Linked DNA regions of Homo sapiens: region 2 is linked to region 1. The links are chromatin loops, found by intact Hi-C in ENCODE. Cell type or tissue: K562. All regions are shown on one strand. Links, peaks and the distances in the headings refer to the core of each region. The heading gives the core; the rest is flanking DNA. Region 1 overlaps CFAP263 (cilia and flagella associated protein 263). Region 2 overlaps CFAP20 (cilia and flagella associated protein 20).

Region 1 (16,108 bases), core at 3,445-11,444:
TGACACCTGTTTTTGTTTGCTCTCTTTTTATGGATTCTATTTTTTTGAAGAATGCTTTTAACTAATAACATTGATATAGTCAAGTTTGTATCTTAAGGATATGTTCCTAAGACTAAGAAGAAACATAATATTTTGGGACACAAAGAGGCCTGGGAACTTAGGTTTTCTTAGAAGACACATCCTTGAAGATTGCTGGAAACGTTCTTCTCTCTTTGTGCTGACTCCCCCAGGCGATCATTGAGGAGGCTGAAATTCGATGGAGTGAAGTTTCGAGAGAAGTGCATGAGTTTGAAAAAGATATTCTAAAAGCCATATCCAAGAAGAAAGGGAGTATTTTGGCCACTCAGAAAGTGATGAAATACATTGAGGACATGAACCGCCGGAGGGTAAGTTGGCAGACAGAGCTTAGAAAGGGAAAAAACATTCTTACAGGGATGTTATGGAAATCATCCATGTGAAGCAGCCTAGCTCCCTTTGGTCCACCATAAATGTTGCCCACATATGCGGATTTTCTTTGCATCCCTGAAAGTGTATGTGTATATGCATGTTTTAAAATGTATGTTTATGGCTAGGTGCAGTGGCTCATGCCTGTAATCCCAGCACTTTGGGAGGCTGAGGCGGGTGGATCATCTGAGCTGGAGGACCAGCCTGGCCAACATGGTGAAACCCCATCTCTACTAAAAATACAAAAATTAGCTGGGCGAGGTGTTTGTGCCTGTAATCCCAGCTGCTCGGGAGGCTGAGGCAGGAGAATCGCTTGAGCCTGGGAGGCGGAGATTGCGGTGAGCCAAGATCATGCCACTGCACTCCAGCCTGGGCAGCAGAGCAAGACTCCGTCTCAGAAAAAATAAATAAATAAATAAATAAATAAATAAATAAATAAATAAATAAATGCGTGTTTATCAAGGCTAACACCAGCCAGGCAGGAGGTATACTAACAGTACCTCAGATTGATCTCTGTTTTTTGTTTTGTTATTTGTTTCAAGATCTGATATATTTTCTTGAGAAAGGTATGAGACTGGTCTGGTCCAGCCTATCTAGAGAGGTGACTGTGGAGTAGGACAGGTAAATCTCTTTTTCAAAATTTTAAAAAAACCTTTAAAAAAATTGTTATAGAGATGAGGTCTCACTGTGTTGCCCAGGCTGGTCTTGAACTCTTGGGCTCCAACAGTCCACCCACCTTGGCCTCCCAAAGTGCTGGGATTACTGGGTGAATCTCAAGCTCTTTGAGATCCTTTGTTATCAGGAGATGGACCTTGGGCTGTTATGAGAAAAAAGGAGAATTTGGGGGGTAACCTTCATTTCCAGAGATTTTTACAACACGTCAAGCTTTAGATCCTGGAGACAAGGTAGGGTTATTACTAATCCTAATATGTTAACAGTAATAAAAATTATGTAAACTACCGTGGGAATACAAGACCAAAAAATCGTAAGATCATTTTGTCAGGAAAGGCCCCTACAGTAGCATACACCCAAATAATCTTGAATTTGAAAGCAATATAAAATTTGCATGGTGCAAAACCAGTGTCCTCTGCTTCTTGGTCATGAAATGTCATACCAGCCCCAGCTTGAGTAGAAGTAAAAGGACCTAAAATAAGTGACAGAATGTTAGGGCTCAAGGTTTGGTTTGCAGCCCCAGAACCATCCACTTTTCAAACCAATGGGAAAAAGGAGAGAAATGGATTAAATGCATTAAAATATGCCTTTATGTTTTAGGATAATATGAAGGAGAAATTACGTTTGAAAAATGTTTCTCTCAAAGTTCAGAGGAAAAAAATGCTTTTACAATTGAGGCAGGTATGTGGTCCTTTTTCTCTCTCTCTCTGTTTCTTTTTAAGGTTACTGTGGTAGGCTGAATAAGGTTCCCACCCCCACCCCAAAATATCCATATCCTAAACCCTGGAATCTGTGAATACATTAACTTACATGGCAAAAAGGATTTTGCAGATGTGATTAATTTAGGATCTTGAGATGGGGAGATGGTCTTGAATTACCTGGGTGGGCCCTATATAATCTCCCTCCTTATCAGTGGGAAGCAGGAGGGTGGGAGAAGCTATGATAACAGAAGCAGAGATCAGAGTGATGAGCTTTCATGAGAGGGAGAAGGGGTCAGGAGTCAAGGACTGCAGACAGCCTCTAGAAGCTGGAAATGACAAGGAAACAGAGTCTCCCCTAGAGCCTTGGGAAGAAATGCAGCCCTGCTGAGATCCTGATTTGAGCCTCCCAACCCATTTCAGACTCCTGACCTCCAGAACTGTAAGATAATAAATTTGCATTAAAACCACGAGGTTTGTGGTGATTTGTTACAGGAGCAACAGGAAACTCATATGATGACTGTGCAGGCAAATCAGAGGTTTTCTGTAGACAGAGTTGGCGTGAATTTAAAAGACCCTCAAGACATACTTGTTGGCCCTTTCTGGGAATATGGCCTGGTGGCACAGTTATATGTGCTTTGGTGTGTCTAGCATCGCCATCAGCTGACCCTAATGGCTCCTGATGAAAGGCAGTAAGGCAAACATGGTTCCATCCTTTCCTAGCTCAATATTTTTATTATTAACTTGAATTTGGGCACTGGTAGCATGCTCATCAAAGGGGGCTACTGACAAGGACACAAAACTGGGCAGGAGAATTAACATGTTGGGGGACTATTGCTTGAGTCACTCGGGATCCAGAAAGACCTCACCAAGCTGGGACAGATTTAACAGCATGAAGTGATGAAGGACAAATGTAACACCCTGCACTTTTGATCCCCCAAAATATCTGTTCAGGTACAGGATGGCTTAGCTGTAGAGTACCTGATAAAGTCAGCTCAGGTGGTGGTGATGCTATGGCCTAGGCTGCGTTCATAGAAACACAGTGCCCAGACCAAGGAAGGGGTAGCCTTTCTCTACTCTGTCTGAGCGGCCCCTACCTGGAGTGTCATGTCACAAGGTGAGCCCCACCCTTGAAATAATTGGTAAACTAGAGTTCACATCGGAGAGCAAGCCAGATGTCAGGAATAGAAACCATATCCAAGAGCCTGGGACTGATGTGCCCAAGGAGAGAGGGTCCAGGAGGGCCACAGCCACTGTCTCCAAGTGCTCAGGGCTGCAGCAGGAAGGGAGAGCAGAGCTGGGGCTGTGGATGGAGGTGTCAAGGAAGGAGATTTGAGTTCAGCGCAAGAAAAAATTCTGCCGTGAGTGGTCCCAGTGGAACTGTCTGCAGATCATCAGTTCCTGGTACTTGGAGGTTCATGCAAGCATGGGCATCAGGAAGAGGGGCTTTAAGCTGGAGATGGGGAGTAGATGGATGATCTTTAACCTTAATGCCGCTGCTACACAAAGATAACACAGACACGGGCCCTGCCCTTGCGAGCTCATAGACTAGTGGGCAGCAGTGTCACGAGAAAAGGTGTATATGTGTAATTGTATACAGAAGCTACATACCAAGGACCACAGAGCTAAAGCTTCCAGGGGCTCAGCAGAGAGAGGGATCACCCTCTGGTGTGGAAAACAGGTTGGGAGCATTGGAGCTGGAGGAATGGTTGTACTGGGGCTTAAGGAAGTTGTGTTGTTTTGGGAAGGGGAAGAAGATGAATCCCAGGAGATAGCACAGACAGCATGAGTGAGGCATGGGAGTGAGGAACAGCAGTTCCCAAGTTGGGCTGTTGTCTACCACAGATATAAAATGGCATAGACCTGGCAGGGCTGGTAAAGTGGGCCAGGTCAGGGAGGGAACCTTATACACTCATGCACTGCAGTGCAGAAATATCAGATGATCAAAGGAGGGGGAAATCGGTGGGCTGCTTGTCCTGGGTTTTTCATGTTAAAAACAACTTTTAAATGGCCTGATTCTTACTCTTCCTTCATGGTCCTGTTTAGGCAACACCCACTGTGGGATGCCCTCTGTGCGTGACTCGGTCTTTCTTCCTCCCCTGGCCTGGCTTAGGGACTTCTGTGTGCCCTCTGCCCCCACTCCCCCACATGCCCCCCGAACAACACATCGCACTGCACCACACTGTTGAGTCAATGGCTTGTTGGTAAACCCTCATATGCACTGCCTGGGGCCAGGGAACATTGTATTTACTTAAATCTCTACACCCAGTGCCTAACACCATGCCTGGGACCAAACAGATGCCCAATATGTGTTTGCTGAATGACTGAATGATGACTGACCTCCAAAGTCTTGTCAAGAGTTGCAAGATGTGAGCCATACATTCAGAATCACAACTGACGTATCATCTTTTCTTTCATCTTTCTGAGCTGTAGAAGGAAGAGGTGAGTGAGGCCCTTCACGATGTTGATTTTCAGCAGTTGAAGATAGAGAACGCTCAATTTCTTGAGACAATTGAAGCAAGGAATCAAGAACTGACCCAGCTAAAGCTGTCATCTGGAAACACTCTGCAGGTTCTCAATGCCTACAAAGTAAGGCCATCCCTGATACCCAGGGCTCCCCCAAGGCTTTCCACACTCACCTTTCTGGCCACAGGGAGGTTCTTGTGCATTCCAGTTTCACACAGCGTTTGGGTGCCCCCTCGCTGTCAAGCCATGTGTCCTAAAATTCCCTGAATGCTCCCACAACCCTGGCTGTGCATGAGAACCAGAGTTTTTCTTTAAAAAACAAACAAACATATAGATAGATGATAGGTAGATAGATAGATAGATAGATAGATAGATAGATAGATAGATAGACAGATGCTTAGTCTCACCCTGACTAATTGAATTAGGAGGTGAGGGCCATGCCTCTTATTTATTTTGTTTTTTATTGCTGTTACTAATTCCCCAAGTGATTTTTATGCATGGCAAGTTTTGAGAACTAACCACATTTAGAGCCCTGTTTAATTTGAGCACATTATAAGCACTTTCCTGCTTAAAACCTTGCAAAAGAAAGCAGTCTTAGCTATAAATCAGAAAACTACTAAATAATTTATCATCCAAACAGAACCCTTTTGGGAGGGAAAAGAGGCACTATTAATAATTAAGCAGAGACTATAGGCACACAAAGGGCCTGGCCCCAGCAGACTAGGCTATCTGGTCACCCTGCTAGAGACCATCTAATGCCGTATTCAGCAACTGCAGGCCAGTGTGTCCCCACCCACTGCCCTGTGAGCTAAGAATGATATTACAGAAGAACCTTTATAACCAATTTGATTATAGAAAACACTAACTTGAAACCAAATGAAGCAAAATTGGTTTCTTCCCCCAGAAATTCCATTTCTCTCATTAGTAGACCTATATTCTACAGTATTGTACTCAGTTTTTATATTTTGAATTGAATCAATAAAACATTGGTAGGATTTTTTTCTCTTGTTAATATAAGTACACAATACCCACAATTTTGCTTCTGGGCTTGCAAAACCTAAAATATTTACTATCTGGTCCTTTACAGAAAAGTTTTGCCGACCCCTCGCATAGTGCTCAGGTGGCAATGGTGGCTGTGGGCTTAGGTAGCTCGCAGGTGGGCTTTGTTTGGCCCACACAGTTTAAAAATGTGAATATGAATGTCTTTAGACCAAGTTTATGTTTGTTCAACATTTTCCTTTTACAAATGAAAAAACCGGGGGTCAAAGATGCAAAGTAGACAGGGTGCAGTGGCTCACACCTGCAATCCCAGCACTTTGGGAGGCCTAGGCAGGCACATCACCTGAGGCCAGGAGTTCAAGACCAGCCTGGCCAACATGGCAAAACGCTGTCTCTACTAAAAATACAAAAAATTATCTGGGCGTGGTGGTGCACACCTGTAATCTCGGCTACTTGGGAGGCTGAGGCATAAGGATTGCTTGAACCCCTGGGGGCAGAGGTTGCAGTGAGCTGAGATCATGCCATTGCACTCCAGCCTGGGCAACAGAACAAGATTCTGTCTCAAGAAAAAAAGAGCTGGGACTCCCAGTCCAGTATGCATCCCACCTAACTCAGTGTGTATCCCACTCTACTGCCTTTTCCAGCATAAAGTACGTAGAAAACAATGTGCTGGCATTCTGAAATTTATGTGTCATAAACATCCAACAGATCCTCTACTTTTAGCTTCTCTCATCAGTTTTTAGCTTATCTGATCACTGTTATTTATAGAGGAAGCCAGTTCCTGTGACTTCCAGGCCCTCACTGCCTGGAGAGCAGGTTGTACTTGATCACATTGGACCTCGATCTTATCCTGTGGAATCAGTTAAGCAGCACAGGGCCTGCCTGGTCCTGTGGGGGAAAAGCCAAGGGTTTTGGAAATGGAGCTACTGATTTTTAAAATCAAACTGCCAGGTGGCAGGGCCTGATCTCTTTAGGATGGGTCTAAACACACAGTGCAGATTGCTTGCAGTATCCGAGATCAGCAGCGCAGGCCACAGTGGGCAGAGTGAGAGCCATTCCTGGGGGAAATGGAGGCAGAACAACTGAGTTGTGGAGTCAGACCTTGCCTGTGCTTGAATGGGGGCTCTGCTGCGGGAGGTGCTTCATCTGGGCAAGATTCTTCACCTCTTGGAGGCAAGTTTTGTGTCACCAGGATGGTGCTCTGTCTAGTAAGTGTTGCGTCCCCAGCATCAAGGACAGTGCCTGGCTAAAGCAAGTGCTTAGCCAATATTGTCGAATGAACTGCTTGCAGAACAGGTGTGTATTTGGTAGGGGTGGGAGGGTGACAGGAGGGGCCACTTTGATATAAATATGAAACATTCATTCTCCCAGCAATCAGAAAATGAAAATAAAGAAATAAATATCAAACACTGAAGTGTGAAACCTTGTTAAAGACATGCAGAATAATTGTCCTCTATACCAAAAGTACCAATACCTCCACAAGGGTAGGCACTGGGCTGAGTGCTAAGGGTACAGCATTTAGACAGCACCAGGCAGAAATGGGCTCTTCTCTTCTGTGAGTTTCATGTGTGAGCCTGAGTCAAGGTGGCAGCTTTTTCTCTGACTTTATGCCCTCAAGCCCTGCCTGCTGGAGTCTGGTAAAATGTAAGCATGTGACTACAGCTGCGATGAGTCACTCCAGACTGCCTGTAAACTAGTGATCTGGGGCCTTGTAGGTAGAATTCTAAGATGTCCCCAAGAATCCCTGGCCCTTGGTGTCTACACCCTGTATAATCTCTGGCCAGGACTGTGAATATGATGGATTCAGTTAAGTTCTGTTCTGTTCAATGATTCGGTTATACTGTATGGCACAGTTGATCTAAAGACAGGGAGATCACCCACTTGGGCCTGATCTAATCACACGAGTCCTTTGAAAGAACAGAGTTTCTCTGGAAGAGGAAGTCATAGATGTGAAGCATGAGGAGAAATGGCTGGAGGAGGTCTTCTCCATTGTGGGCTAGAAGACAGAGGGGCCACATGGAAGGGATTCAAGAGGGGCCTCTGGGAGCTGAGAGCGACCTCCTGCTGACAGCCCAAAAGAAAACAAGGGCCTTGGTCCTACAGCTTCAAGGAAGTGCCTTCTGCCAACAATAAGTGAGCTTGGAAGAGGACCCTGAGCCCTTGACAAGAACCACAGCTCTGGGCGGACACCTTGATTTCAGCCAGATGTGACCATGGGGGAGAGTCCAGCCACACTGTGCGCAGACTTCCGGCCTATGGAAGCTGTGAGATAATAAATGGGTGTGGCTCTAAGCCACAAAAGTCTGTGGTAATTTGTTATGTAGCGATAGGAAGTGAATGCAGTCCTTTACAGAAGTGGCCTCCTCAAGGGACCCACATCTTGACTCAGCATCACCAATTTCGCTCTCATCAGCCTTCGTGGATACCTGCCCCGGCAGAGCCAGTGATGGCCTCGCTGCTGCTCTTGTACCTGCATTCCTTCCTGCCCTGCCGCTCTAAGTTGGTGACCGCTTGTCTTCCCTCCACTCTCCTTCCTCCCACCTGAATTGCTGGACTTGCGGCAAAGTCCTGCCCCATCTCCCCGGCCCCACGTCTGACCCCATCAGTGTGGTCTCATTCACTTTTGCTTTCCTTAGCAGAGCAACTTTCATGCAGGACATGGAACAGGAAATGAGCCTTAAAGAAGTGAGGTCTGAAAATAGGAGTGGGGAAGAGAATGGCCCCTGGGTGCCAGAAGTTCCCCCAGGCAGGTGGTTCTAGGCTCCTCTGTTTTGACACCCCGGGGCAATGCCCTTGCCCCCTCCTCCTGCCTTCACTTTGACTGTGGCCCTGCTGCTCTCTACCCACTCTCCCAGCTCCTATTAGATCCTCCTCTCTTCAGTTCTTTCCTTAGCTTGGAATGTTCTCTTCTCTCTTCACCTAGACATACTGATTCAATCTTTCAGCTCTCTTTCCAGCATATATATATATATATATATATATATATATATTTTTTTTTTTTTTTTTTTTTTTTTTTTTCAGGAAAACCTTCTCCAACCACTGTCCTGGCATTCTCACAGCTTGGCACAATTGCAGTCTTACATTTCTTCTTGAAATTATTTTACTGCCTCTCCCCTACTGTCCGGGCTGTGAGCCAGCCTTCTGGTGGCAGAGCCTAGTTTGCTTCACTGGCCAGTGCTTGGTGCAGGGACTGGTGCCTGGTGGGTGGGTTTTCAGGGTTTGTTGAGCAAGCTCCCCAAATCACTGCGTCTTTCCCTTGGCCCACTCCTCTGCCCAGCAAAGCACATCCCAGCTCCTCTGGATGACTCTTCCCCACTGACAGAGAGTGGTCAAAAGGGGGCCAATCTAAGAAGCAGGGGTGGGGCCTGCAGAAGCCAGTGAAGGGCAGATGATGCAGTGGGAATCTGCAAGGCTGTGCTCCTGCAGGACTCCTCTAAAACTAGCAGGTCCGGCCTCGTTAGGCGATGAGATGGTGGTGGAGCCTGTGGGCTGTGGAATCTCTGTATGGGCTCAATTCCCGGCTCCCCCTGGTCTCTGTGACCTTGGGGAAATGGTTTTACCTCCCTAAAGGTCAGTTCTCTCACCTATAAATGGAGATAGCAGTAGCACCCACCTCATGAGGAGTATTCCCCACGCTCCATCCACATGAGATAGTCATGGCAGCTGTTTGTCGTATGTTCTCCATGTGCCAGGCACTGTGTTCAGCACTCTACCAGGCTGTCTCCTGTAAGCCTCTCCACAACCCTACATGGTGACTGGACCCAAGTTTAGAGAGGTTCTGGGACCTCCCCAGAGATCTCCTTAGTGAGTAGTAGGGCAGGATTTAGGTCCCCGTGTGCCTGACTTCTTTGCCTCTCCAGCTGAGGCCAAGACTCCAAGGTCCTCTCCTCCCCCACCAGTTCTCAGACATCAGGATTTGGAAAATCTGGGCAACCATGAGAAAGGCAATTTGGACTTTCTGGATGGTCCTGCTTTTCTGTTCGTTAACAAAGAGATGTCTCCCCTTCCTGCGGTTCTGAGAGGTCATCTTAGCTCAAGACTTGCTGTGTTGTTATATTTCAGAGCAAGCTTCACAAGGCAATGGAAATATACCTCAATCTGGACAAGGAGATCTTGCTGAGAAAAGAGCTACTTGAAAAAATTGAAAAAGAAACACTACAAGTAGAGGAGGTAGGAGAGAGCAAAATGTGGTATTTCTGATGTTTGTCTCCTTGTGTTTATAAGGGCTTGAGTCAAGGTCCACCAAGATCTAAGCCACCTTGCTGGTTTATCTAGAAAAGCCTAGACAATAAAAATCAAAATAGCTCTGGGCCATCAAAGCACAAAGTGGCACCTGGAGACCTACAGTCCAGGTGTGTCGCATTTTACTGCTGGGTTGGGTTCTAGAGTCAGCTCAGAAAACAAAAATTTCGTACAGTCCAAATAACATTTGGGAATTCCTTAAGTGACCCATAAAGTACAATATTCGATGTTTCGTGTCTACAACCCCAGGAAAAATGTTTAATGCCCGTAGTAATGTACCTGATAGGAAAAAAAGTGCATATGCCAAAATAGAATGTTTGATGTAAAGGAGAGACAGAGAGAGGAAAGAGAGAGAGAAAGAGAGAGAGAAGAAAGAGAGAGAGGAAGAGAGAGAGAGAGAGAGAGGTCATAACCATACGACATCTCGCCGATACCCAGGCTGTACACTTACATCCTGAGTGGCCTGCAGCAGAGACCGGCTGAAGGACAGCAGACCTGTGACCTCTGTCCTGGGCTCACTCCAAGGCCTGTGGTCACTGTGTGAAGAGGTGAATGGAGTCATCTGAGCTCCTTGCCTGTGTAAATTGCAATTTACCTCTCTCATTACTTTGCTGAGCATTGATAGCTGAATTTCCCTAACTTAAATGCACATAGGATATGATGCAAAGAGAACTTTTTGGGGAGGGCACAGGAGAAAGAGTGCTGGACTCATGACCAGAAGGCCTGGCATCAGGTTTGGTGCTGCCAATTTCTGGTCTTGAACAAGCTTTTAAATAGACAGGACTGTTTCCACATCTGTGAAATAGATCTACTGCCCTTGTTGTAGTGGCTAGAGAGGACCACATATAATGATGCTTTGTCAAACTCTAAAACTGTTTGTATGATTATTAGTGTCATTGTCTTGTGCTGCCCCAAATTTGCCTACAATAGCCCCAAAGCCACAGGATTATTCACATCTAAGTTTTGTCATAACATGCACATCATTTTCTCGATGGACAACCAATACCTTCTGAAAAAAACCCCCAATTTCAGTACAGAGTGGCAAGTAGCAAAGGTAAAGCAAAAACCTGTGAACTCTCTTAATGCAGAATTGCCATGGTCCTTATTTATTTTTTCCTTGTGTTGATAGTTATTAGATTACAAGTAAAACTTAAAATTGATTTTTTTTAAAGCCTGACATTCATTGCTTAGTATATTTTAGTTTTCTTGTTAACGTTTTGAAAATAGCTTTATTGGGATTTAATTTATATGCCATATAATCACCCATTTAAAGTGTACAGTTCAGTGGATTATAATATATTCACAGAGTTGTGTAACCATCAACACAATAATTTTAGAACATTTTCATCACCCCAGGAAAAAACCCTGCAGCCATTAGAAATCCTTCCCCACAGGACAGGTGCAGTGGCTCACGCTGTAATCCTAGCACTTTGGGAGGCTGAGGTGGGCACATCATTTGAGGTCAGGAGTTCAAGACCAGCCTGGCCAACATGGTGAAACCCCGCCCTACTAAAAATAAAAAATTAGCCAGGCATGGTGGTGGGCACCTGTAGTCCCATCTACTCGGGAGGCTGAGGGAGGAGAATTGCTTGAGCCTAGGAGGTGGAGGTTGCAGTGAGCCAAGATCGTGCCACTGCACTCCAGCCTCAGTGACAGAGGGAGACTCTGTCTCAAAACAAAACAAAACAAAAAAAACTACTTAAATACATTTATTTATAAGAAGAAAGGAAGGAAAGAGGAAAGAAAGGAAAGAAAGGAAGGGAGGAAAGAAAGGAAAGAAAGGAAGGAAGGAAAGAAAAGAAAAGAAAAGATCCTTCTCCATTCCCCACACTCCACTCCCACCCTCCAGCTCTCAGCAGCCACTAATCTACTTTCTGCCTCTGTGGATTTGCCTATTCTGGACATTTCATTTAAAAGAGATTATACAATAGGTGGTCTTTTATGAGTGGCTTTTTTCACTTGGAATAACATTTCAAGGTTCACTTGTATCATGTATCATTTGTTTATTTTTATGGCTGAATAACATTTCGTTGTGTAGATAGACCACATTTTATTTATCCATTCATCAGTTGGTGGACATTTGGGTTTCCACTTAGGGATTATCATGAGTCATCCTGATATGAACATTCTGGTACAAGTTTTTCTGTGGATACATGTTTTCTTTTCCCTTGACGTGTTTTCTTTTCTCTTGGACATACACCTAAAAGTGGAATTGTGGGTTATACATGGTAATTCTGTGTCTAACACCTAGAAAAACTACAAATCTGTTTTTGAAAGTGGCTGCCCCATTTTGTATTCCCACAATGTATGAGAGGGTTCCAGTTTTTGTACATCTTTGTTATTCTCAGTTTTTTAAAAAAATGCCCATCCTACTTGCTATGAAGTGATAGCTCGTTGTGGTTTTTATCTGAATTTCCCTAATGACATGGAGCATCTTTTCATGTGCTTATTGGCCACTTGTCTATCTTTCTTTGAGAAATGTCTAGTCAAGTCCTTTGCTTAGTTTATAATTGGGTTATTTATCTTTTTAACTTACCCATTGTAAGTTGAAAATATCATAAGTTAAAAATGCATTTAACATACCTGACCTACTCAACATTATAGCTTAGCCTAGCCTATCTTAAATATGCTCAGAACACTTACATTAGCCTACAACTGGGAAAAATCATCGAACACAAAGTCTGTTTTATAATAGGATGTTGAATGTCCCATGTAATTTATCGAACACTGTACTGAAAGTGAAAAACAGAAGGGTTATATCGGTACTCGAAGTATGGTTTCTACTGAATGTGTATTGTTTTTGCACTATCTTAAAGTAAAAAAAAAAAACTTAAGGTGACCCATTGTAAGTTAAGGATCATCTGTATAAGATTCACAAATATTTTCTCCCATTCTGTGGATTTTCTTTCACTTTCTTGATAGTTTTGTCTGCAACACAAATGTTTTTAATTTTGATACAAGTCCAGTTTATCCATTTTTTTTCTTTTGAGCTTGTGCTTTTGGTGTCATATATAAGAAACCATTGCCTTACCCAATATCATGAAGATTTACTCCTCTGTCTTCTTTTAAGAGTTTTATAATTTTAGCTCTTATGTTTAGGTTTTATAATCGATTTTGAGTTAATTTTTTAAATAGTGTGAGCGAGGATTTCAAAAGCTGAAAGAAGAAAGGAGATGAAATATGTTTACAGAGTTTGTCGTATTAACCTTTTTATTTACATTTCTTCCTGTGAATTTGAGTTACTATCTGGCGTTTCTTATGCAAATACAGCTTTGTTTCAGCCTCCCTCCTTTGTGCTATTACTGTCAAATGCACTCCATGTTTATATGTTATAGTTCCCCAAATACAATTATATATGTATTTTTATACATTTGATTTTTAAATCAGTTAAGTGAAGAAATATGCAATTATACTGTCTTTTATAATTACCTATTATACAGTTAATTTTATTTGCACTACTTTTTTAATGTTGATTTCATATTCCTGTCTGGTATCACTTGTTTTCAGCTTGAAGAACTTCCTGTAGTATTTCTTGTAAGGCAGGTCTGCCAGCAATGACTTCTGTAGGTTTTTGTTAATCTGGGAATGTCTTTATTTTTCCTTTATTTTTCAAAAATAAACTTTTTATTTTAGAAATTTTAGATTTACAGGAAAATTGTGAAGATAGTACAGCGAACCAACATATACCTCATACCCAGTTTCCCTTATTTTAACCTCTTACATCAGTACAATGTGTTTATTACTATTAATGAACCAGTATTGATACAGTATTATTAACCAAAGTCTGTGCTTTTGTCACATTTCCTTAGTTCTTACCTGACGTCCTTTAACTGTTCCAGGATCCCACCCAGGATATCCACATTACATTTACTGCTATGTCTCCTTAAGCTCCTCTTGGCTGAGACAGTTTCTCAGAATTTCCTTGATGTTGATGACCTTGACAGTTTTGAGGAGTACCTGTCAGGTTTTTGTAGAATGTTCCTCCACTGGATTTGTTTGATATTTTTCTCATAATTATATTGGGGTTTATGTGTTTTGAGGAGGAAGACCACAGACATAAAGTGCCATTCACATCACATCATATCAAGGGAGTCTACTGTCAACATGACTCATCATTGATGTGAACCTTGATCACCTAGATGGATAGTATGTTATAGATTTCTTCACTGTGAAGTTACTCTCCCTCCTTTCCATACCGTACTCTTCGGAAGGAAGTCACTATGTACAGCCCATACTTAAGGAGTGGGGATTTATGCTCCACATAATTTATTTGGAATTCTTCTGTATAGGAGATTTATCTATTCTCCTCCATTTATTTATTTTTAACATCATTTATTTATATCAGTTTCCACTCATAGATTTTTTTTTTTTTTTGAGACAGAGTCTCACTCTGTCGCCCAGGCTGGAGTGCAGTGGCGTGATCTCGGCTCACTGCAACCTCCACCTCCCGGGTTCACGCCATTCTCCTGCCTCAGCCTCTCCGAGTAGCTGGGACTGCAGGCACCCGCCACCACGCCCGGCTAATTTTTTTGTATTTTTAGTAGAGACGGGGTTTCACCACGTTAGCCAGGATGGTCTCGATCTCCTGACCTCGTGATCTGCCCGCCTCAGCCTCCCAAAGTGCTGGGATTACAAGCGTGAGCCACCGCACCCGGCCAGATATTTGTTTTGTATGTTGGCTTATAATATCATAAGCCATGCATTGTTTAATGATGGGGATACATTCTGAGAAATGCATTGTTAGGCAATGTCATCATTGTGTGAACATTATAGAGTGTACCCTATGATGGTATACCTAGATGGTGTAGCCTACTACACACCTAGGCTACATACAAAAGCATGTTATTGTACTGAATGCTGTAGGAAATTATAATACAATGCTAAGTATTTGTGTATCCAAACATATCTAAACATAGAAAAGGTACAGTAAAGATACGGCATTATAATCTTATGGGACCATCTTCATAAGTGGTTCATTGTTGACCGAAATGTTTTCTGTGGCATATGACTGTATTACATTATTTATTTTGTTGCTCAAATTGTTCCAGGTTGGCCATTGGGAGCTCTTTCAGTTGAATTTGGTGTCCCTTTGAATCTCTTCATCTTAATGGCTTTTTTTTTTTTTTTGAGCACTTCCTTTCTGGCACCAGAAGATGCTCTAGGCTCATCTTAGATATTTTCTGCCTCAGTCCTAGAATCCACCATTTCTCCAAGGAGGCTTGGTGTCTTTTATTTGAGAATGACATTGGAAACCAAGATCTGAGTGTGTTGATTGTTTGCTTTCATTTTGAAAGATCATTTTGAGGATATAATATTCTTGAGTGGCAGGTTTTTTTTCTTTTCAGCCCATTGCCTTCTGGCCTTCATTGTTTCTGATAAGAAATCAGCTGTTAATCTTGTTGGGCTTCCCTTGTATGTAATGAATTGTTTTCTCTTGCTGTTTTCAATATTTTCTCTTTGCTTTGCCATTTAACATTTTGAATATGATGAGTCTGGGTGTGGATTTATTTGCATTTCTTCTGTTTGGAGTTTGTTGAGCCCTTTGTATGTGTAGCTTACTGTTTTTCAACAAATTAGTGAAATTTTCAGCCATTATATCTGAATAATTTTTTCTACTCCTTTCTCTTTCTTTTCTCTCTCTGTTACTCCCATTACCTGTATGTTGGTACACTTAGTGGTATTCCACATTTCTCCGAGACTGTTAATTTTTCTTGGTTCTCTTTTCTCTCTGCCCCTCAATCTACATAATCTCTATCAATCTACAAGTTTACTGATGCTTTATTCTACTGGCTTAAATCTGCTGTCAATCTCCTGTGGTGACTTTTTCATTTTAGTCATCATATTGAAAAGATTCCAGATTTTCTATGTTTTAAAAAATGAATTTCTACCTCTTTGTTGATTTTCTTTACTTGATGAGACATTATTATTATTACTTTAATTCTTTAAACATGGTTTCCTTTGGTTCTTTGAATAGCTCCTTTGAAGACTTCGTCTGCTAAGTCCACCATCTGCTGTCCCTCAAAGGCAGTTTATTTTGCCTTCCCTGGGTGGATCATGGTTTCTTATTTCTTTGCCTATCTCATAATTTTTGTTGGAAGCTGTATATTTTAGGTGATATAGGAATTCTTGATATTGGTCCCTCCCATCCCTTTCTTGGGCTTGTCATTGTTTTTGCTTGTTACTTGTTTAGTGACTTGGCTGGACTAGATCAGTAAACTAGATCTGTTCCCCTGCTGTTAGTACTCTCTAATGTTTCTCCTCACATGGTACAGCCTTAGTCATGGATACAATTGCCCTGACGACCAGGGATAATTGTTGCTTCTGCTGAGTTCTCTTTGACTCTGCATCTTCCTACTAAGCTTACAGCTGGTCTACTCTATTGGCATCACACTCAGCCATCAGCCTTCATTAATTGTTAGCTAATTGCTCTATTGCTTTCAACAATACCCTGAGACATTAATTGTTTTACATTCTGATCCAATTAAAGTCAGAACCCTTTGCAGGGGCAAGGTGTTGCCAGTCTTTGAGGCTTGCTCCAACTCTCAGAGGGCTCTTCTTAGTGGTCTCTTTTGCTGTTCTGTTAAACA
Region 2 (16,108 bases), core at 8,109-16,108, 140 kb before region 1:
GTAATCCCCAGACACGGTCTAACAAGTGCCTGGGGTGAAAGAGGCTCTGTGTGGAGGAGAGTGCCTCCCTGTGTTGCTCTGAACCCCCAGGAGCACTTCACTGATATCCTGGCACCCAGAAGAGATGAGAAGTTAACGCGGTTTTCTTGTCATCACAAAAGCATCTTTCATGCCATAATCGAGTCTGGATTGGAGGGAAGATTTCACTAGACAGTGGCCAGAGGCTAGACACTCTGTTGGTTATTGCCCACCCCTCCACCCACTCAGCCATTTGAGGATTCCTATTGTAAGCAAGAAAGTGAAGGAGACAGGCACACTGCCTAAGAGGGGGATGCTGACATGCTAAGCACAGGGAAGCAGGACGACGTTCAGTTTTGACCAGAGTTAGCCCTGCAAGAGCAGGCTCTGTCACCTGGGCTGAGGGGGTGTGTTCTGTGATGCTGATGACTAGGGACTCAAAGGAGAGGGGCAGCATCCTCCAGAAGGTGGCTCCAGGCTGGTCACCAGCAGAAGGAAAAAGGGGAAAGTTGTCTTAACTGCGCCCACCTGAGTTTCAGGCACTTGACAACTGTCTCATCAGGTAGCTGTGGAGCACCCTCCCCTCCACTTCTCCACCTCCTGTAGCCCCTGCCTCCTCAGAGACTTGGCCATGCTTCCCCACAGCATACTCTGGAGGATACGGATGTGGGGAAAGCGTGCTTCCTGCCATTTAACTTCTCAGAAGGCAGCAATGGTAATGACAAATCCCAGAACTTAATGTTTTTACCTCTAACCAAAGTCAAAATGGCAGGTGCCCACAGTTCCAGTCTGTGCAATGACAGCAAACCCCGGGGAGTGACTGGGGAGGGCACAGAATCTGGAATAGCCTTTTGCTCTTGCATTAACTTTGAAATTTTTATTACAAAAATGTCTTTCCAAAAAAAATTTTTTTTTTGAGATAGAGTCTTGCTGTTACCCAGGCTGGAGTACAGTGGCACTATCTCAGCTCACTGCAACCTCTGCCTCCCAGGTTCAAGCAATTCTCCTGCCTCAGCCTCCCAAGCAGCTGGGATTACAGAAGCGCGCCACCACACCCAGCTAATTTTTTATATTTGGTAGAGATGGGGTTTCACCATGTTGGCCAGGCTGGTCTCAAACTCCTGACCTCAAGTGATCTGCCTGCCTTGGCCTCCCAAAGTGTTGGGATTACAGGCGTGAGCCACCACGCCTGGCCAAAAACATTGTTTTTTTTAATAGTAGAAGAGAGTATACAAGTGATTTAAAAAAACACAACAAAATCATTCTGCCCAGGTAATCACTGTATTAGTTGTGTGTCCTTCAAGATCATATAGGACACCACCTAATAGGGGGATGCTGATAAGTGCTTTTCTCTGCCCTCAAATTGCTTTCCCCTCAGAAATGTTGCATGTGGTAGAGTTGTATCATATACAGTGCTTAACTTTTGCAAATTCATCTGTGCCTAACCAAAAAAAAAAGAAAAGAGAAAAAGAAAAAAGCAGGCAATAGTGCCAGTGTCATTCCACTCAACAGGCATCTGCCCAGAATAAGCACAGTGGGAAAAGTGGTGTAAGGTTCCAGTTCCCTCATGCGATTCCAGCGTTTAAAGAAACATTTTTCTGGCCGGGCGCAGTGGCTCACGCCTGTAATCCCAGCACTTTGGGAGGCCGAGGCGGGCGGATCATGAGGTCAGGAGATCAAGACCATCCTGGTTAACACCGTGAAACTCCGTCTCTACTAAAAATAGAAAAAAATTAGCTGGGCGTGGTGGCGGGCGCCTGTAATCCCAGCTACTCAGGAGGCTGAGGCAGGAGAATGGTGTGAACCCAGAAGGAGGAGCTTGCAGTGAGCTGCGATGTTGCCACTGCACTCCAGCCTGGGCGACAGAGTGAGACTCCGTTTCAAAAAAAGAAACATTTTTCTTTAAGTCCCTACATTCAAGGCCAGTAGTACTTCAGCGGGAACTCAAATAGAGAAATGGTGATCTGCTCCAATGCTTTAGGTGCAATTTAGACTATGTCATTCTGTCTTAAGCTCAACCTAGGACCCAACCCCTAGCAAGATGATTCCACTGGTCACATACTATTTTTTTTTTCCCATTTAGTCTTCAAAGTTGTTCTGAACCAGTTTATACAGTTGACCCTTGAACAACTCAGAGGTTAGAGGCACCGACCCCCTTATGCAAAAATCTATGTATAACTTTTGACTCTCCCAAAGCTTAACTACTATAGCCTTCTGTTGACTAGAACCCTTACTGATAATATAAACAGCCATTCAACACATATTTTGTATGAATTACATACTGTATTTTGTATTCTCACAATAGGGTAGGCTACAGAAAACGTTATTAAGAAAATCATAAAGAAGAGAAAATATATTTACTATTCATTAAGTGGATCATCATAAAGGTCTTCATCATTGTTGTCTTCACATTGATGAGGAGGGGAAGAGGAGGAGGTGGAGGGAGAGGAGGAGGGACTGGTTTGTTGTCTCAGGGGTGGCAGAGGTGGAAGAAAATCCTCATATAAATGGACCCGCACAGTTCAAACCTGTGTTGTTCAAGGGTCAGCTGCATAATATGTCTTGTTCTTTAGATACTTAATACAAGACATTTCACAGCATGAAATGTATAAGATGTTCAATGGAAATAGTTCTCTTTTCATATCACAAAGGAAACAAACATCACCATGAAAAAAGACAAACTAGGAACAAATTTACAAACCAGGAATATATCACTTTATTCATTTCCAGATTATGAGTATGACACAGCATATACATATATTTAGATAATATATAAAACATAGAATAAACCGCAGGAAGAAATATTGGTCTGGAATTCCTTATGGGCCATCTTTAATTCTGTAAGTTCATGGTAAAGGTATCTCCCCCCACACTGGGGCAGGCGGCGGAATAAGCTCCAGCGTTCATGCGCCACTCACAGGACTGCTTACCCCCACTGCACTTACAATGCAGTCACAGAGTTACGGCATGTTCACCGGTGTCCATGACAAGCAACACCAAGTATAAATAACAGAACTACAGCAGAGCAAACTAAGATAAATATGTTTTTGCATCGTCCTCCACATAGTTTCCTTTTAAAAAGAAGAGTCACATCCAGGGGTCTATCCCTCGAGTCACAATTCCAGTTATTGCTGAAGGGAAAAAACAGAGAAGTGGCATCAGTTTAAGTTACTAGAAAATAGATGGTCAGTGTCACAGGCCCCCTGCCTCTGGTGACACTTGAGTGGACAGTGACTGTGGAGAATGGACACACATCTGCAGCACACAGGCAGGGAAGCACCCACCCTTGTGTTAGCAGGGACCTATCAGCTGATAATACTTTTGGGCTGATTAAGAGTTAAGATGGGGCTGGGCACGGTGGCTCACGCCTGTAATCCCAGCAGTTTGGGAGGCCGAGGCAGGCGGATCACTTGAGGTCAGGAGTTTGAGACCAGCCTGGCCAGCATGGTGAAACCCCGTCTCTATAAAAATTAAAAATTAGTTGGGCATGGTGGCAGGCGCCTGTAATCCCAGCTACTCAGGAGCCTGAGGCACAAGAATCCCTTGAACCTGGAAGGCAGAGGTTGCAGTGAGCTGAGATCGTGCCACTGCACTCTAGCCTGGGCAACAGGGCAAGACTCCATCTCAAAAAAAAAAAAAAGTTAAGATATTTTCTGAAGTTCTGTGAGCCAGTAGTAGGAAGTGCCTCATCCCCTCTCACCGTGGAGAGGGGAAACAGCAGTAACAGAGTATTTCACAGGAGCATTCCTGATTCAGTGCTGGAAGGAGACCTAAGATCTTGCGATATAAAGGCACCCCAAAGTGTCAACACAGAGAGGCTCTGCAGCTGAATTCTTAGACCAGAGCACCTTCCAGGAACACAGCTCCCCCCACTCACTGGTGGACCTTCCTCTGGGGAAGACTGGCTTACCTTTGCCTTGTTCTGAACTGGGAGATACAGTTTGAACTCTGCCGGCAGCTCATCTTCTGAGTAGAGTCTGTCTGAGAAGTAAACCCGTCGGATGCGACAATTTGCATGGATCTGTCAAGGCAATGCTTCTTTTGAGAGGCGAAATGTGACTGTTCTCCCCCTTTTCCTGAATCTTCTAGAGGCCCTCTTCCAGGACTGGAAACGCGTCATCTCCGGCATCTCCTTGGCTTGTCTTAGGGATGGATTCTGGCAAGAGGGAGGTCTTACTTGCTGTATTCACCTCTATACCTGACCCGACTTCTGAATATTTCCTGGACCTTTGTGAGGCCAAAGCTCCCTGGACAGTGTGGCAACTGAAGCCAGAAACCCACACTGTTCTGCTATGTGGGCCACAAGCCAATATTAGACGCAGTGTGCCCTATCCCCAACCCAGGGCTCTATCTGGGAAAGGAGCAGTACCTGCACTCTGAGGGTCTCGATGTAATTGGTGCCGTATGCTCGCCGTGTGAAGTCTAGCAAGTTGAACTGAATCTGGTTCCAGCCGTCATCCAGCCGCATGGGCATGGTGCAGATGAAGGGTTTGACCCGGGTGGTGCTCTGGTAGTTACTTGCCCGAAAGCGACGACGCACATTCTTGTCATCTAGTACCTGTGAAATACAGAGAAGAAGCATCACACTAGCTCTGTCTTGGAAGAAGCACACAACCTTGTCCAGACAAGGACCTGAATTCCCACAGCTTGCTTTCCCAAGGCTGAGACTTAGAGGAAAATAAACAGACCAGACACAGGTCATACACTGCATGCAGATGGCCCGGAAGTAGCAAGTTTATCTTGTTTGTTGCCAAGACAACACCAGCTGCTTATGACATATAACACAGTCAGCAGGCTCTCAGACCATAGAGTATATAAATGTTCTTCCTTTTGAAAAATCAGAAATACTAAAACAGAACAGCCACCCACTATTAAATAATCACTCCCCAAATGGATACCACGCTAACTCTGACACTTTGAAATTACTAGGTTTTCTAGGTGCTGTTTCTTTAAAAACCTGATTAAATTTTATTACTAATATCAAATTTACATAACAAGGACTGCACTGGGCTTATACTAGAAGCAGAAAAGAATACATGCAAAAGGATAAAGATACTTTGTAGGGTCACTTTTTCCCATCAGTTCAAAGGCTATCACTTTGGTATAGCCAAGAGTGGACACATTCATGTACACATACTTACCTGCACTTCGAAGGTAAAATACTTCTTCAGGTTTTTGATAATCATGACAAGGAAAGGAAGTTTAATTCCCAGCGTCTTCTTGGGGTCTGCAGGGCATGTGATATATGTGGTGCTGTAGAGAGAGGAAATACTAATAAACACACTCCTGGACTCTCTTCCTTTGTGGTATGCACAACAATAACACACGGTCCAAGAGGATACACTGGAAAGCAGATCTAAAAGATTCAGACACGCCACCCAGTGAATCCCTCAGCCCTAAGTCAGCGGCTGCTTTAACAAACGCTGGACCCAGAAACAAAAGCTTAACACAGGACTAGACAGCAGCAATAAAATATCTGAAAAACAAAGCCAGACAGTGGATCTTAGAAGCTCCTCCAGTGAGAGAAGACCTCAATTCTGGTCCAGGGGAGCCATCGAATGACAGAAAACCAAAACTGAGACCTCTATGGCACTGAAAACCACACTGTCCACCCACTGGATGAGCTGTACAACACTGCCCACTCCCCACCCCAACACACACTTTGGTTAATAATATAGCTAATACTGACATCGTGCTTACTATGTGCTAAGCAAGGCTTTACGTGTTTTATATATATTCATTTATTTACTCCTCGCAATAACCCTATAAGGAAAATGTACTATTATTCTGCCCATTGTACAGATGAGTATGCTAAGGTCTGGGGGATTCAGTAACTTGCCCATGGTAAGCTCTAAGTGGCAGAGATAGACTCACATCCGGCACTCTGACTCCGCAGTCTGTGCTATTAACCTCTATGACGTACTGCCTCCCTAGTATATGATGTCTCTGGGAGAACAGAGGTGGCAACCTACCTTACATTTGTCCCTTCAATCTCTAGCACCAGGGACTGGATGTCATTATCAGTGATTCTTTTGATGTGGCCATTCCGTACCTACAAGAAAGAAAATTCGATTAGTACTGAAATATCTGACAAGGCTGAATAGGACTATTTAAAGAAAACCACGGTAGCCCAAGAGGCGTACAAAGAAATTTGTGACACAGCACACTGAAGCTTATATGTAAGTAAGCCAAGCTATTACCTCTAGACAGGGTCACACCAACCACCAAGGGAATCCCAGGTAACTTGGCAATCCCTAAATCTGGGGAAACTTCTCCCCAAATACATCAACTCAATTTAGATTCAGCTAATATCTACTGAATGCCTACTATGCACCAGGAATATCACACACATCCCCTTCTCACTTAAGCCTCACACAATAAAAACAACAAGGCAGGTGATACTGTTTTCATTTTACAAATGTGGACATTGGCACCCCGGAACTGCAAATGCCAAACCCTAAGTAGGAGACTAAGGATTCAGCAGCCTTTCCACTGCCTCATACTGCCTCGTAGATTTCTTTCTTTCTCTTTCTTTTTTCTTTTTTCTGAGACGGAGTCTCGCCCTGTCGCCCAGGCTGGAGTGCAATGGCGCGATCTTGGCTCACCGCAACCTCTGCCTTCCAGGTTCAAGCGATTCTCTTGCCTCAGCCTCCTGAGTAGCTGGGATTATAAGCGTGCAGCACCATGCCCAGCCGATTTTTTTTTTTGTATCTTTAGTAGAGACGGGGTTTCACCATGTTGGCCAGGCTGGTCTCGAACTCCTGACCTTGTGATCCACCTGCCTTGGCCTCCCAAAGTGCTGGAATTACAGGCATGGGCCACTGCGCCCGTCCTGCCTTGTATATTTCTTTGGCCAGAAAAGCCAAAGAAAAGCTGAGTGTTACTGAGGAGGGCAGCAACAAAAAGTGAAAGCATTCCTCCCCTGGAGTTATCCTGCTTCATGCTTCCCTATCTGCTTTTGCCTAATTTTCTACTTTTTAAAGCAGGAATTCAATTCCCATCTGTGCCACACACAGATGCCTTCTTTAGCATTTTCAGCCCACACTGACCTCTCTTTTCTCTGATTTGTTTTTCTGGCTCATGTTGTCTAGACGACATAATTTAGCACCTCATCCTACATTGTTTTGTATTGTTTGCTGCATATGTAGGAGGTAGATGATGGGGAGGAATCAATATTCAATACAGATTCCTCCTCTCAAAATATTTAGGAAAGAACAATTATCTTCAAGCATTAAACTTTTAAGCAACTAATATGGACAGAACAGAGATATGCAAAGGCACTTTCAAAACAGGGCTGGGGCCAGGCACAGTGGCTCATGCCTGTAATCCCAGCACTTTGGGAGGCCAAGGCAGGAGGATAGCTTGAGCTCAGGAGTTCAAGATCAGCTTGGGCAACATAGTAAGACATTGTTTCTACAAAAAATTAGCCAGGTGTGGTGGCGTGCACCTGTAGTGTGCCTATAGTCCCAACTACTTGGGAGGCTAAGGTGGGAGGATCACTTGAGCTCAGGAGGTCCAGGCTGCAGTGAGCTGTGTTTGTGCCACTGCACTCCAGCCTAGAGGAGTAGGTGACAGAGCAAGACCCTATCTCAAAAAAAACAAAACAAAAAACGAAAAAAAAAAAACAAAACCAAAAAAACATGGCTGGGGTCAGGCATGGTGGTTCACGCTTGTAATCCCAGCACTTTGGGAGGCCGAGGCGAGAGAACTGCTTGAGCTCAGGAGTTCAAGACCAGTCTGGACAACATGATGAAACCCCATCTCTACAAAAAATTAGCCAGGTGTAGTGGCACGTGCCTATCGTCTCAGTTCCTCAGGAGGCTGAGGTGGGAGGATAACCTGAGCCTGGGAGGTCGAGGCTGCAGTGAGCCGTGATTGTGCCACTGTACTCAAGCCTGGGCGACAGAGTGAGATCCTGTCTCAAAAATGAACAAACAAACAAAAAAACAAGGCTGGACTATTAGGGCTGAATGGAATAACATATGAAAAAGATCAACTAGGTTTAGAACAGGAGACATCAGAAAGACAAACATACGGTCTTTCTTTGTGGAAAGGGCTGTGTTAGGCTGCCATAATCAATGACTCAATCACACTGACTAAAGCTCCTCTTGTTCACTCATCAGCCTGCTGATTACGATTTGGCTATTAGACTTGCATATGGGGATAAATCAGTGTTGGGTCTGGTAGTTTTATTTTTCAACATAAATTATTAATAATATGTTTCTGTTTTTAGACATTAGTCTCTGTGAGCTCTGTCACTGTGAGTCTGATCCACTCATGGTCTGCCTGGTGTTCTAAAGGTGACATCTGATGTCACTGCCCACCTTTTCCACAACTGCAACCAAGTCTTGTCTCCTTAAAAAAGAATAAGCTCAAGCAAGAGCCAAGACCAGTTATGAAGCATCATTTCTATCTTCGACAATGCTTAGCACAGTGCTAGCCATAAACTAAGCGTTCAAATATTTGCTGACTTCTGGAATCTGTCACCCTAAGAGCTGGCACATATGAATAGGTTCAAGGAGGGTTTTAAAAATTCCTGGATAACACATCCCCCGTGGACTATTATAGGAAGCCAGAGATCTGGGGCATATCACAAAGCCCACAGGGCCGCCAGCATGAAGAATGCTTCCACAAATGGGTGCCCATTGTCAGAGACAGAATACTGGGCTAGACGGGACCCCAATCCCTGCCAATGGAGCATTTCTTAGGCTCTCAAGACACAAAACGTCACATTGAAACGATTCTCAAACAAAGCTGGCAATGTTCAATGCCCTCCTGCTTTGAATTCTGGGCCCCTTTCCAAGGAGATTAAGAGCACAAAGGCCTGGGTCTGTGCAGAATACGCCACTACTGCCCGCCTCACTCGCCATCTACTGTTCCCAACCTAAGTGCCCACCTCACTCGCCATCTACTGTTCCCAACCTAAGTGCCCACCTCACTCGCCATCTCATGTTCCCAACCTAAGTGCCCACCTCACTCGCCATCTACTGTTCCCAACCTAAGTGCCCACCTCACTCGCCATCTCATGTTCCCAACCTAAGTGCCCACCTCACTCGCCATCTACTGTTCCCAACCTAAGTGCCCACCTCACTCGCCATCTCATGTTCCCAACCTAAGTGCCCACCTCACTCGCCATCTCATGTTCCCAACCTAAGTGGCGATATTCCTCCTGTATTTTCTGTGGAAAACCAAGCAGATTCAGTGAAGAAGGAATTAATGAAGAAATCATTTCCAACTAATGCGAGCAGCCCTACTGATAAGAGCTGGCAGTATTCCAACAAGATGCAAACACTACTTTTATAACACACCACTAATTATTCTCAATAACATAACCATTCTTTAAAACGGGACAAACTGCAAAGAGCAAATAGACAGTTAAATTGACAGGATTAAGAAGTAACTTGGGCCTGAAAACTGCTATTGCTAAAAAGCAACATGTTGCTATTGATCCACCCTTATTTAAAGCATGCCCTCAAATTTCACATCACTCAAGCTCTCTCTGGCCAGTGTCAACAAGAGGCCTCCCTCAGTTCCAGAAAGACCAGCCAGATCTCACAGGGAGAAAATGTTAGGGAATCTGCCTTCTGCCCATCTCAAAGTTTACGACTTCCCTGGAACTCCAGCAGATATGACCTATTCAGGTCTTCACAGAAGAAAACAAAGCCGTACAATGCACACAGAAGCCAATGCAGGCTGGAAGCTGGATAGACTGTAGTATTCCTGCACTTCTGCCCAGAGGCAAGCTAACTTTTAGTTGGATTTTCAATAAATTACTAAAGAGATTTCTTTTTCTCCCAGTGTTACTAGATAACAAACACACTCACAAATTTAAGTTTTACAAAATGAATGAATGTATTCCACAAAACAAGGGAACTTGGAGGGGTCAAGGCAACTTTGTTGAAGGAATGCCCATCAGTCTCTCTAGATTTTGAACCTGGCTGGTGGTAAGACAAACTAAACAGAGCTTTTCCCCAAGAGACTGTTTAACCCCCGATGAAGAAAAACACAAGTATCCCCATGTGAAAAGTCTCCAGAGGTTTGAAATCAAATTAAGTGGATTTGTTAGTGAATTGTGATTTTTCTCCTTTATTAAGTTTAAAGGGCTGCAAATACAAACTCACTGGAAAAGAGTAGCGTGGAGGTGGTAAGGGCGATCAATCAGATATGTGCATTAGAGGGTAATTTCCCAAAGCCTCTTCTCTAGGCTCTAAAACTAGGATCAAAGGGGAGAGGCGACAGGCAATTTGGGGCAAAGGCTCCCCACCACCCTGGCCATGTGGCTGTCATTGCCTAATATTATAAAGGTCTTCCAGGAAAGCAACCGTCTCCTAAAACCAGCTTCTGAAAACAGCATACAGGAAGATACATGTCTCAGAAAGTATCAACGTCCTTTCCTTAGCTCCTTCCAGTTCAGAGGTCACTGGGCAGGCGTGGCTTTGGGATGAAGATAAAATGAACTGCTCAGCATTTATTGCTCATGGCGGAAGCAGGTTTTAACATGTTCTGTCCTTCTCTAGATCACAAAGAGCCGACTGTTTTTGATTTGTTAATTCTTTTTCATTCATGACACATTCCCACTATCAAAGTGTGGCCTATGAGTGCTTTATTCCTCAAAAAAAATAAAATAAAAATAAAAATCTAAAGCCAATATTGTTTTATTTCATTAATTTCCCCTCCCCTGCCCATGAGCTGGAGATACTCAAAGAGCTTCAGAATCCAGTTACTGGCAATTACAGATCATAATGGTTCTCTGCCTCTGCAGACAACAGAGGTGACCAAAGCTTCAGGCCAGTCTTACAATCACTCTCCCAGGCTTTCCATGGTTGCTAGGGCAACTAATAAAGAACACCGATTTCTCTCCCTCCCCGCAATGTAAGCCTCAGGGAGGTGGGTCAAGCTGAGGGAAAAAAAAAATACTACTACTGGGATAGGGAGGGAGCTGGTGGATGCTGTATATTTCTATGACTGCTTTAAAAATAACATGAGTTGTATCCATTCCCTCCCCCAACTTTCATTTTTCTGGCCCCACCCACTCAGCCTGGCAGGCAGCTGAACCCTCAGCCATCTGGCATCCTAGCTTTAATGACACATGCTCTAATTTACATTAAACCATTAGAGCTGTCCATTTCAGCAGGAAAGTTCCTGCACTGGGTTAAGGGCTGGGTTCCCAGACAGAAATTAGGCAGAGGGAGACCCCTGTGGGGAGAACTGAGCATAGCTCCGACTCAGACTCCCAGGCTCCAAGGGTCAAAGGCTTCACTCCCTTCGCTGTACTTGACAGGGGCTATCCAGACAGCAGACAAGCAACTCTGGGCATACACCAACAACCCCTAAGTCAGCGTAAGGACAATTATGTGCACAGCTAAGAAAAGGCAAGTGTAATTAAAACCCATGTCTTCGGACGGGCGCGGTGGCTCACGCCTGTAATCCCAGCACTTTTGGAGGCTGAGGTGGGAGGATCACCTGAGATCAGGAGTTTGAGACCAGCCTGGGCAACATGTGAAACCCCATCTCTACTAAAAATACAAAAAAATTAGCTGGGTGTGGTAGCGCATGCCTGTAATCCCAGCTACTCAGGAGGCTGAGGCAGGAGAATTGCTTGAATCCAGAAAGAGGAGGTTGCAGTAAGCTGAGATTGTGCCATTGCACTCCAGCCTGGGTGACAGAGCGAGACTCTGTTTCAAAAAAAAAGAAAAACAAAACCAAAAAACCATGTCTTCGTTCAATTACAGTAAAACCTGACTCAGAATAATGAAGAACATTCTCCAAGTCAGAAAAAAAGTTTTACCACCTTTATGTCCAAATACACTCAATTCTACTACTGAAAACAGCACCAATTTAATTTTTATCAACAAGGCATGCTAACTAAAAACTAGAATGTAGGAAATTTTTTCTGAAGAGAGACTTTATTTTTAAAATTAGAACAGGACATGGGAATCTAACACTATCCAGCAACAGCAGAAGACTCTGGTCTAATATTTAGTCTTGGAGTAGGGGAGAAACAGCAGCAGCTGAGAGAAAGACAGGGTGACAGGAAAGACAGACAAAGGCGTTTTCATGAATTAATGCAATCTCATCTCATGTACTTTTAGGATACTATCTTGTTTTTTTTGAGACAAAGTTTTGCTTTTGTTGCCCAGGCTGGAGTGCAATGGCACCATCTCGGCTCACCGCAACCTCCACCTCCCGGGTTCAAGTGATTCTCCTGCCTCAGCCTCCCGAGTAGCTGGGATTACAGGCATGTGCCACCATGCCCGGCTAACTTTTGTATTTTTAGTAGAGACGGGATTTCTTCATGTTGGTCAGGCTGGTCTTGAACTCCTGACCTCAGCTCGCCTTGGCCTCCCAAAGTGCTAGGATTACAGGCGTGAGCCACTGCGCCCAGCCAGGATTACTACCATTAAGACCGAAAATTGGCTGGGCGCAGTGGCTCACGCCTGTAATCCCAACACTTTGGGAGGCCAAGGCAGGCGGATCACGAGGTCAGGAGATCGAGACCATCCTGGCTAACACGGTGAAAACCTATCTTTACTAAAAATGCAAAAAATTAGCTGGGCGTGGTGGCGGGCGCCTGTAGTCCCAGCTACTCCGGAGGCTGAGGCAGGAGAATGGCGTGAACCCAGGTGGTGGAGCCTGCAGTGAGCCGAGATCGTGCCACTGCACTCCAGCCTGGGGGACAGAGCAAGACTCTGTCTCAAAAAAAAAAAAAAAAAAAAAAAAAAAAAAAAAAGACTGAAAATTACAGCATGTTTTACACAAGTATAAGTGGGAACAGAACCTCCTGGTATTTTCCTTACAACCAGAAGTAATGTTTACATTAAACGTAAGAGTCTTTTAATAAATATAAGATTTGCTGGTCCCAGATGTCAAGGTAACATTAAAGAAACCCCTAATTTCTTCTAAGCTGTTGGTTTAGAAACTTACAAAAGCTTCTATCAGGAAACTGTATAGCCAGGAATACAGACCTTAAGAAGCTAATAATGTCAAGTGTGATAAGAAAGAAGTAAATTAACTTACCCTGAAGAGTTAAGGAAGGTCACTCTGAGAAAGGCCTTTGAACTGTGACTGGAGCCTAATGAAAAGATGGGAGTGAGGCTTGTGGGGTGGTGAGGGGCAGCGCCCAGCAGAAGGACCAGGAAGTGCAAAAGCTTGAAGGTGAGAGAACAGGACTTCCTTCAATTCAGTAGGAGGCTACTACTAAGAGGGGGAACCGGGTGAAGTGAGTCCCGCCTGGAGAACAAGTGAAGCAGGTGCCAGAGCATGGGTTATGTGGCCTTAGAGCCACATTAAGGGCTTAGGGCTGGGCGAGCCACGGTGCAACAACTAAATTCTTCTCATTTCAGGAGTCTGGTTTTACAGTACTTCCTATTCCTAGAAATCTGGATGGTGGGCTAAGTTCAAACATCTTATTTTAGTTTTGAGCAAATTCCTCAGTCCCTGCCATATTTAATTCTGTATGTCATTACTTATAAAGTACTAACTACAGTCATGCATTGCTTAAGGATGGGATTACGTTCTGAGAAATGCCTCATTAGGCAGTTCCATGGCTGTGTGAATATCAGAGTGTACTTACACAGACTTAGACAGTACAACATCCTACACACCCGGGCCATATGGTATAGCCTATTGCCCCTAGGCTACAATCTGTACAGCATACTACTGTACTGAATACTGTAGGCAACTGTAACATAATGGTACGTATTTGTGTGTCTAAACATAGAAAAGGTACAGTACTGTATAAACGATAAAAAGTGACACAACTGGATAGGGCACTGGCCATGAGTGGAGCATGCAGGACTGGAAGTTGCTCTGGGTTGAGTCAGTGAGTGAGTGGTGAGTGAATGTGAAGGCCTAGGACATTACTGAACACTTTGTAAACACAATACACTTATGCTACAATACATTTATTTTATTTAGTTATTTAGTTAGTGCTGGGATTACAGGCATGAGCCACTGTGCTTTAGTTATTTAGTTAGTGCTGGGATTACAGGCATGAGCCACTGTGCCTGGCCAGACTACACTAAATTTATTAAAAATATTTTTCTTTCATCAATAATAAATTAACCTTGGCTTACTGGAACTTTTTTACTTTATAAACTTTAAAAATTTTAAAAACTTTTAGACTATTTTGTAATAACACTTAGCTTAAAACACAATGTTCAACTGCACAAAAATATTTTCTTTCTATATATCTTTATTCCATAAGGTTTTTCCTATTTCTTTTTTTAACTTTTTAAACTTTTTTGTTAAAAACTAAGACACAAACACACACATGAGCCCAGGCCCGCACAGGGTCAGGATCATTAACATCAATCACAGTCTCCACCTCCACATGCTGTCCCACTGGAAGGTCTGCAAGAGCAATAACGCACATGGCGCTGTCATCTCCTATGACAACACTGCCTTCTTCTGAAATATCTCCTGAAGGACCTGCCTAAGGTTATTTTACAGTTAACTTTTTGTTCTTGTTGTTAAGTAGGAGTACATTCTAAAATTATGATAAGGCCAGGCACGGGAACTCATGCTTGTAATTCTAGCACTTTGGGAGGCTGAGGCAGGAGGACTGCTTGAGCATAGGAATTCAAGACCAGCCTGGGCAACATGGAGAAACCCCGTCTCTACAAAAATACAAAAATTAGTGAGGTGTGGTGGTGAGGGCCTGTAGTCCCAGCTACTTGGGAGGTTGAGGTGGGAGGATTGCTTGAGCCCAGGAGATGGAGACTGCAGTGAGCCCTGATTGCACTACTGCATTCCAGCCTGGGCAACAGCAAGACCTTGTCTCAGAAAAATAAAATACAATAAAATAATGATAAAGAGTATAGTAAATACATAAGCCAGTAACATAGTCATTTATCATCAAGTGTTAGGCACTGAACATCATTGTATATGCTATACTTTTACATGACTGGCAGTGCAGTAGGTTGGTTTACACCTACTCACAAACACGAGTAATGCATTTGACTTAACGAACAACTATTATGTCACTAAGCGACAGGAATTTTTCAGCTCCATGATAATCTTATGGCACCACTGTCATGTGTAAGGTCTGTCGTTGACTGAAACGCCATCATGTGGTGCATGACTACATATACTGTAACTCTGTTGCTAAGGACTTTATATACAGCTTCATTGAATCTTCATAACCGTGAGAAATAGACGAGAAAACTGAATGGTTAAGGACATAGCTAAGATCACACAACTGGAACACAGCACAGCCAGGATGCAAATCCAAGGTGTCTGACCACGCCCTAGCATTGAGGTTTTTCGGTAAGGTACTGTTCTTCTGCTTAAGGAACCTGCAGTCCAGTGGACGATCTACAATAGAAAACTGCCAGCCACAGGCACACCCATGAGGCTTAACTCAAGTTCTCAATGAAAAGAATGTTTAAGTTGAGATTGGAAGGATGAGATGGAGGGGAGGGGCTGTGAGCTTCAGAGAGTCAAATAAATTGCCGGTGTGACAAACACTAACGAACAAGCCATCTTCACAAAAGGGAAGCTTGCAAATTCACTGGTACTGTGAATACAGCGTTCACTTCTATGCAGACAGAGCCTAAACAAAAGTCAAACCAAATTTCTCAAGATTCTTCATAGAAACCGAACAGAAATTCTCTCTATATATACTCATGAAAGAAAACAACAAAGTTTTCTGAAATAAAAATAACTATAAATAGGTACCACAGTCAATATATACCTACTGGCAAAAGTCAAGGTCATGTCTAGCTAAATGTAGACAGTCCTCACCTCCCCACAAACTCTGTCCTTATTACAACTTTGCCTTAGTCCCTGGCAGCAGGAAAAATATTTTCTCTATCTTCCCAAGTCTACACAAAGCCTGTCACTAAGCTGTCGCTCAATAAATCTTTGATAAGTACATCAATTCCCAGTGTTCCCCCTACTGGATTGAATTTCCAGCACTTTATGCAGACATAGCTGAGAAAAAGCACACACGACAAAGCTGAGGGATACGGCCCCAAACTTTCCTTTTTCTTCTCTTTCCTTCCCTTGCCCCAAGAGGGGAAAAATCCTCAATTCTAAATATTTTTCAATTGAGTCTAAATAAGAAGAGTTAGAAACACAAAATTAGCTT

Evidence for each region. Peaks named below come from ENCODE experiments on the same cell type or tissue, not always from the same donor. Only the 100,000 strongest peaks of a DNase experiment are listed, where the experiment ranks them.
Region 2: a loop joins it to region 1, with 1.8 times the contacts of the local background. A loop is called at or near these places in 2 of 110 quality-filtered maps.

Annotation. Positions count from the first base shown.
Region 1 is chr16:58,258,138-58,274,245 of GRCh38, forward strand. It overlaps CFAP263 (cilia and flagella associated protein 263), which reads left to right. Exons shown (of 9, transcript NM_014157.4): 4 at 231-386; 5 at 1,717-1,797; 6 at 4,248-4,403; 7 at 9,342-9,449. Among named protein-coding and RNA genes, the nearest start is that of CFAP263, 16 kb to the left of the region's middle. RefSeq lists an enhancer at 6,808-7,102. In K562, for the core only: no CTCF peak of the experiment used is centred there; DNase peaks (open chromatin) are centred at 6,954 and 7,624; H3K4me3 peaks cover 448 bases.
Region 2 is chr16:58,110,882-58,126,989 of GRCh38, forward strand. CFAP20 (cilia and flagella associated protein 20) reads right to left here. Exons shown (of 6, transcript NM_013242.3): 2 at 5,991-6,070; 3 at 5,160-5,271; 4 at 4,388-4,576; 5 at 3,929-4,039; 6 at 2,711-3,149. The coding sequence ends at 3,144. Among named protein-coding and RNA genes, the nearest start is that of CFAP20, 10 kb to the right of the region's middle. In K562, for the core only: CTCF peaks have their summits at 11,214 and 15,110; DNase peaks (open chromatin) are centred at 10,440 and 11,190; H3K4me3 peaks cover 259 bases.